2 separate regions of the Mus musculus genome follow, and region 1 is linked to region 2. The links are chromatin contacts, found by POLR2A ChIA-PET in ENCODE. All regions are on one chromosome and are shown on one strand. The core of a region is the stretch at or near the end of the contact, and the rest is flanking DNA. Distances in the headings are between cores, read along the strand shown. Region 1 holds the start of Nudt18 (nudix (nucleoside diphosphate linked moiety X)-type motif 18). Region 2 holds the start of Polr3d (polymerase (RNA) III (DNA directed) polypeptide D).

What was found. ChIA-PET counts read pairs that join two places held with the same protein, here RNA polymerase II (POLR2A).
Region 1: POLR2A ChIA-PET joins it to region 2 with 15 read pairs in Patski. The contact joins the promoter of Nudt18 here to the promoter of Polr3d in region 2. POLR2A ChIA-PET finds 5 or more read pairs at or near these places in 4 of 5 experiments (Patski and embryonic stem cell).

What each region holds. Positions count from the first base shown.
Region 1 is chr14:70,575,567-70,579,139 of GRCm38, forward strand. Nudt18 (nudix (nucleoside diphosphate linked moiety X)-type motif 18) reads left to right here and starts at 2,258. Exons shown (of 3, transcript NM_153136.5): 1 at 2,258-2,544; 2 at 3,346-3,559. The coding sequence starts at 2,383.
Region 2 is chr14:70,442,202-70,445,559 of GRCm38, forward strand. It overlaps Polr3d (polymerase (RNA) III (DNA directed) polypeptide D), which reads right to left and starts at 1,270. Exons shown (of 9, transcript NM_025945.3): 1 at 1,132-1,270; 2 at 750-919; 3 at 151-194. The coding sequence starts at 914. Mir320 (microRNA 320) reads left to right here and starts at 1,309; the gene lies at 1,309-1,390.

The sequences.
Region 1 (3,573 bases), core at 1,008-3,507, 130 kb after region 2:
ACCCTAAGATGGCCTGCTCCCGTAGGTTCTGGGAAATCAGTACTGGTAGGACTACGCTTGTTTAAGGCTATCCACTCCAGGGGTGTCCTCTATCTCAGAGGAAAGAAGACATGCGTGGAGGTGGGCTATCCCAGCCTCCTTTCCTGTCTCATTATCCCCTTCCTGTCCAAGACTCACCCACCTGTCTCTGACCACTGCTCTTTATCCTAAGGCCTTGAGAAATCCAACCTTTTTGGTTGCCTCCCCAAGCACTCTGGGAAGGACTGTACCCCCTTCAGATGCCTTCTGTGTGTCCCCTTCACCCTTTACAAAGGGCTTTCGGTGTTCTATTGCTTCCATGTGCCTTATGACAAGGCAACGAGGCCTTCCGCAGCAGATGCGTGTTTTCCCCTTCCCCCATGATAATGGAACTGCGGTTGTGGCAGCCTTTGCTCTACCAGGCAGTTGGGCCGGCTGCTGTTTATCTTAGGACGCCTCTGCCACTCTCCCAGCCTGCCCAGACATGACCTCACCCTCTCCCAAATCATCCCTGGGAGAAAGAATGGAGTGTCTGACCAGTGCTGCCTCCACTTCACAGATGGGAAAACTGAGGCACTGAGAGAGCAAAAGGGGGGTAGGGGGAGAGGAGGGTAGGGGAAGAGAGAGGTGGAGAAGAGAGAGGAGGCCTTTAACAAGTGGCTCTGCACCCTGGGGCCTGATCTTGACCCTCTGCCGATGACTACAGTTAATTTAGAAATAGGAGGTCTTCAGTGGCCTCAAGTCAGAAGTGTCCAAGTGCCTGAAAATACTGTGGGCCACTAACAGTGCCCATCCAACCTCACGTAGATTTCCTCTTCAGGGAGTTTGCATCAGCATCGGGGAGAAGAAAGGCTGAGACCAGTCCCGGAGGGCTGAGATCGCCTGCCAGTCAAGTCTACAGAGCACAGATGTGGTTTTGTGGTGCTGGGAATTGAACTCAGGGCCTTGTGTATGCTAGGTAAATACTCTACCGCTGAGCTATACTCCCCAGTTTCACGGTGTGTGTGTTCTTGTATGTGCAGGTGTGCTCTATGGACTATGGCTTTGAGACCCTACCTGGAGAACAGGTGGGCTGCCTGGTGACGGTGTTCAGATAGTGCATGGCTTCTCCCAAGCTCTCTTGGCTTCTCAACAAGTATGGAAAAGGAGGGCTGTTACAGACCTACTGTACAGATGAGGACATTGAGGCCACCCAGGGCACAGAGCACGTCAGTCAGCAGAGGCTGGATGTCTGGCTTTTAAACTCCAGAGCTTTGTCAGTACCATCAAGCCACTGTCCCCCAAAGGAGGTACACAGAGCCAGCAGTGGGGGAGGAAAGGGAAGTCTGGGATGGGGTGAGGAGCCCAGACTTGGCCTGCTTTGTGGATTCCTCTCAGCTGGCCCTGCCTTCCTGTCCTGAGTGGAGGTTAAAGAAGCTCAGAGGAAGAAAGGTCAGGCTGGGAGAGAAGCAGGAGCTGGCCAAAACAACCCACACCCTGTTCCTCATGACCAGGCCCTGGACGCTGGGTAGGAGGGCACCACCCCTGCCCTCTAAAGATGGAGTCTGTTTCAGAAGCCTGGGAAAAGCATTGGGCACAGGATCGGATGCAGGCTACAGTGCTGACTTCAATCTCCCTTTCATTCATCCCCCCCCCCCTTAGCTTCTTCTCATCCCCAGCCTTGTCCCACCTTGACCACCTGTCCCATCCCTCCTCTGAGGCTTGTCAATCACGTTCCCCATCCCCCACCCCACCCCCAAACCAATCCTTTAGCCTCGGACTCTTAAAATGCCCTGTGTCCATCGACCTAGACAGATCAGAATTTCTAACGCAACGTTATGTGCCTGAGCCATACCACATTCAGAGCATTTTAACGAAGTCAGAAAGTTATTTGGGGCCTATTCGTCGTGAGCACTTCTGTGGTTCGTTTATGATAAAAGCTGGACAGTGGGAGCGAACGGCGGAGTCTGGGCTTCCGTAATGTCATCGGACGAGTGACGCCATCGACCCTGGTCACAGTGGTGTTCATCACCCTACAGGCAGGATGACATCACCGTCGGAACCCGCGCGGACAAGTGCGTGCTGGGTGAATTAGCTAATCGCTAGGGAGAGTGTGAAGTGAGGCTGAAACCCAGGAGAGGAGGGGGCAGAGGGAGGATCCCGGCGCCCCGCCCTCCCGATAACCGCTGCGAGCTGGCCAATCCGGGCAGGCCGCAGTGACGCGCAGCCTATCAGCGACCAGGTCTCTCCCGGAGGTTCCGTGTTAGTCTTGGCCCTCAAGTCAGGGGAGGGGGCGAGGGCGCCGCGGCCCACCGCAGCTCAGGTCCCGGCCGCTTGCCTCCGGGGGTCTGGCAGGTCCCGGCTTGCCACCTCCCCGGAGACTTGATGGCCACGGAGGGCCTGGCAGGGGCGCTTGCCACCGTGCTGGGGGGAAAGGGGTTGCTGGTGCAGAGCTGTGACTCGGAGCCGGCTGGGAAGCCGCTGTTTCCCGTGCGGCTGCGGAAGAATGTCTGCTACGTGGTGCTGGCCGTGTTCCTCAACGAGCAGGTGAGCGTCCGACCGGCCGCTGGCCTTCGGCTGGTCTCGGGAGCGTGCCGCCTGCCCTGATCTGAACAGGCGAGCCAACGGCCGCTGCCTGTATGTGGCGCTTCCCAATGTTGCAAAGCACTCTCAACACTAGCAGCTGAGCTGAGATCGTCCTTCTGTAGACTCTATAATATGGAAGGAGAAGCCGAGGTCCCGGGGCGGTTTATCTCATCCACTAGACCTCGCCCCCCACCAGGAGAGGCCTGTAATATGCCCCCTTCCTTTCCAGGAGTCTAGACTCTCCCGGCGCCTCGGGAGAGTAATGGGGAGCTTACATGCAGGCCTCCGATCCTGTGAGAGTTCTTTTTAGTGATCACTTCTGCACAAGTCAGCGTTATAAAATCCTGGCCAAGAAGGGGTAGGTTGGTATAGGGGTGGAGCTAAGTTTCAAAGCCTCAGACCCTAGATTGAGGACTTGACACAGGCGGTTTGTAAGTCCCATGGGAACAAGAGCAAGACAGTGGCATAAATGAGTCAGTATAGGAGTGGTGGCAACCTTCAGGAGGAAGCCTCCTAGAGCAACGCCCAAGGTCCTCAGCCCCTTTCTACAACAGAAGTCCCTCTGGGTTTGAGTTACAGCAAAGCGGAGACAGCCACTGCTTTCAGCCATATCAGGGCCTGACTCCTGAGGATCCAGCATCCTAAAGGTGTCTGTCTACCAAGAAGGGAGCTTTGGGCTGCCATCCAGGTAGGGGCTACTCTTCTGAAGCCCCCAGACTGGCTGGGTAGGAGTGAAGATTGTCTCACTTCCCTCCCTCCCAGGATGAGGTGTTGATGATACAGGAGGCCAAGAGGGAATGCCGGGGGACATGGTACCTCCCTGCAGGAAGAATGGAACCAGGAGAAACCATCGTGGAGGCCATGCAGCGGGAGGTGAAGGAGGAGGCAGGGCTGCTCTGTGAGCCAGTGACACTGCTGTCCGTGGAGGAGAGGGGCGCCTCCTGGATCCGCTTTGTGTTCCTCGCTCGACCAACAGGTATCCCCCACCTA
Region 2 (3,358 bases), core at 20-2,519:
GAAACATGCCCCTATATAACCCAGGATTGAAGGATGAGAACCACTGGTGAATAAGCTAATAGCGTAAGTTAAAATCTCTAGGCCACACAACCTAATTACGTCCCCAAATTCAGAGCTAACCGGGGTGAGTACTGTTCATTCATTACTTACTCTTCTTTGATCTTCCGACTGATGATATTTGGGGTGAAGGTTTTCTGAAAAGTAAAACACAGTACTGTATTTTCGATGTGCTCAACTGACCAACAGTCCTGGGATGGCTTAGAGAGACAGGTAGACTATCACCAGTAGCCCCCAAGGCAAAGCTAAAATGCTTTATCCTGTGTTTGCTATTCCTTTTCAGAGCTACTCGGTACAGTTACATCTACTGTTACACACATAACAGGAGGGGACAAAGAGCAGTTACCGGCATGCCTAAGATTCATCACTTACTAGATTATTAGTTTTCAATACTGACATCCACAGAGTTATGAACACTCGAAATTGCAAGTAAAGCAATTTTGTCTGGCTTTCAAGGGATTTTGTAAGGAGCCCAGAACATAATAAGCACTTCCGGATGTCTTGAATCAACTAGATTCACTGTCTTTTAATTGCCTAGGAGACCCTGTCAGTGTCCTGTACCAGCACCTAGGTTTGCAGGTCTCTCTAAAGGCTGACATCCCACCAGGGGCCCAAGGCAGCACATGAATGAACATCACGAGTCGCCTCCCTACGGCCTGGGTGGGTTTCTATACAAACGCGCTCGCAGGTACCTTCTTGACTCCGCCAAGGGTGAGGTCCCGGGAGCGGATGGAGGGAAGGCGACCGGGCGTAAGCGGGGGTGCGGGCCGCCGGCCGATCAGCCCCCGGCCCCCAGAGAGAAGGGGTCGCGGCCCTCCAGGATTGCTGGGCTCGCCCGCCGCGTTTCCTTCCGACATGGTTCCTAGAAGAAAGTAGGCAACAAAGTGACTCCAAGGGCTGGACGCGAGGACCCTGGGCGGAACCGCACCCACGTGGCCTCCCGCCCCCCGCCCGTGCGTCGCTCTCGCTGCAGCTCAGCTCCTCCCCGTCCCACGTGGCGAGGCTTCCCGGAGCGCCCCACCCCTAGCTTTGGACTCCGTCACCTGCCCTTTCCCTGGGGACTTCGTGACGCACCTGCGTGGAGGCTCTGCGCCGAGTATCACAACCTCACCTCCGACTAGAGCAACCACGGGCCGCGGGTCTCCGGGCAAGGCGGAAGTCTGCGTGGCAAGGACCGGGCGCTGCCATCTTACCCTGGGGCGGAAGTGACATCAAGGGGGCGTGACCTGACCATAGTATTTATCCGACGGTGCCTCGCCGCCCTCCGCCTTCTCTTCCCGGTTCTTCCCGGAGTCGGGAAAAGCTGGGTTGAGAGGGCGAAAAAGGATGTGGGAGGTGGACTGTAAGCTGTGCCGGGGTGTGACTCGTGGGGGCGTGTCTCGGCCCCTGGCAGGGAGTAGAGGTGCGGTCCTCGGGGTCGGAGGTGGAGGGGCTCCAAGGTCGCCTACCTGCTGTATGTGGAGTCCACACTGCGCAGCCTCTGGGAGCAGTGGGGTCGCCGCTCGGGATGGGGCTCCGGACATAGGGAGCTTAGAGCCCTCAGGCCGTGGCTGGCTGCAGCCTCCCTGCGTTGACCTTGGCGTGGTCATTGCACCTTCGGGCTCGACCCTTTGCTCGCGTGCGCCTTCCCTTGCCGGTCCCTGGGGTCTTGGGGTGTCACCCTTAACGCAGTTTGGACAGAGCAGCCAATAGCTCTTCTCATCTACCTGGGCCCATGACTGCTTAGTCAAATCTGGGAAGCCTTTGGAACTGAAGTTTGCTCTTCAACTGGAAGGGTTTTTGTTTTTTGATTTTTGGTTGGGAGGTGTGGGTATTTTTAAGACAACCCTGCTCTGTAACCCTATCTAGTCTGGAACTTAAGTAGACCAGGCTGGCCTCGAATTTGCAGCAGTCCAGTCTCTTCACTCATCCCTCAGTTGTAGGGATTACAGATGTACACCACCAATCCCAGCTGAAAAATTTTTTTATTGTAATGTGTGGTTGCAATCTAATCTGGGGGGGGGGGAGTCATTTAATGTTACACTACAGCGACCCCAATACAAATAAAAAGGTTATGTAATTCTAGGGAAGGAACCTATTTCTGCTGGAATTCCATAGGCTGCTAGCATTAAAATATTTTTGATGTACTGTAATATTGTGCCACACAATAGTGTATTCTTTGTCGGAGACAAATGACCAATGGGAGGATATATATGTGCATATTTATATGTATATATCGTAACTTGTTTCCTTAATGGGGCACTTACTTTAAATAGGTATGTTGTTAGAAATAGCTAGTGTACATTTGATACATCCAACTTTTTTGCTTTCTTGTAGATTATATCCCTAGGAAAGAGTTTCAGAAAATGTACATATTAAAAGTATACTTTGCTGGGCAGTGGTGGCACACGCCTTTAATCCCAGCACTTGGGAGGCAGAGGCAGGTGGATTTCTGAGTTTGAGGCCAGCCTGGTCTACAGAATGAGTTCCAGGACAGCCAGGGCTACACAGAGAAACCCTGTCTCGAAAAACCAAAATAAATAAATAAAATGAAAATAGTAAATAAGTAAACTTCATTTTGATGTCATACATATGCAGTTATTTAAAAAAAAAAAAGGGGGGGGGGGAAATTATGTGACAAGCCAGGCATGTTGGTGCATGCCTGTAAACCCAGTACTTGGGAGGAAAAAGCAGGCAGGTCTCTGAGTTTACACCAGCTTGGACTACAAAGTGAGACACTGATGGTGATGATGATGATAATGATTCAGCAGAGCCCAAATTCTGTTTACTTTGTTTTCCACAATAGTAAGATCTAGCACTTATATCAAAACCAGAATATTGACATTTTTGCAGTCATGGTACAAGACATTTCAGCATGACAGGAATCCCTGAAGCCGCCCTTTCAGATACAGCCAGCCTCCCTTACTGCTGAGCCTTCTCTTCCTCCCACTCCTCCCCACACTAATCTGTTCTCCATTTCTAAAATGTTGTTATTTCAAAAGTATTCTAAAGATGGAGTCATACGGTATATGACTTGGATTGTTTTTGAAGAGACGGAGTCATCTTGTTATAAACCTCTAGTTGACCTGAAACTCACTGTAGAGACAAGACTTGACTTCAAACACTCAGGAAAGTATCTGCCTTGGCAGTGCTAGGATTGAGGGAATGTGCCCTCGTGCCCAGCTTCTGTGGCTACTTTTTATTTGTTTATTTATTTTAGATTTTATTTATTTCATGTATATGACGAATACACTATAGCTTTCTTCAGACACACCAGAAGAGGGCATCAGATCCCATTACAGATGGTTGTAAGTCACCATGT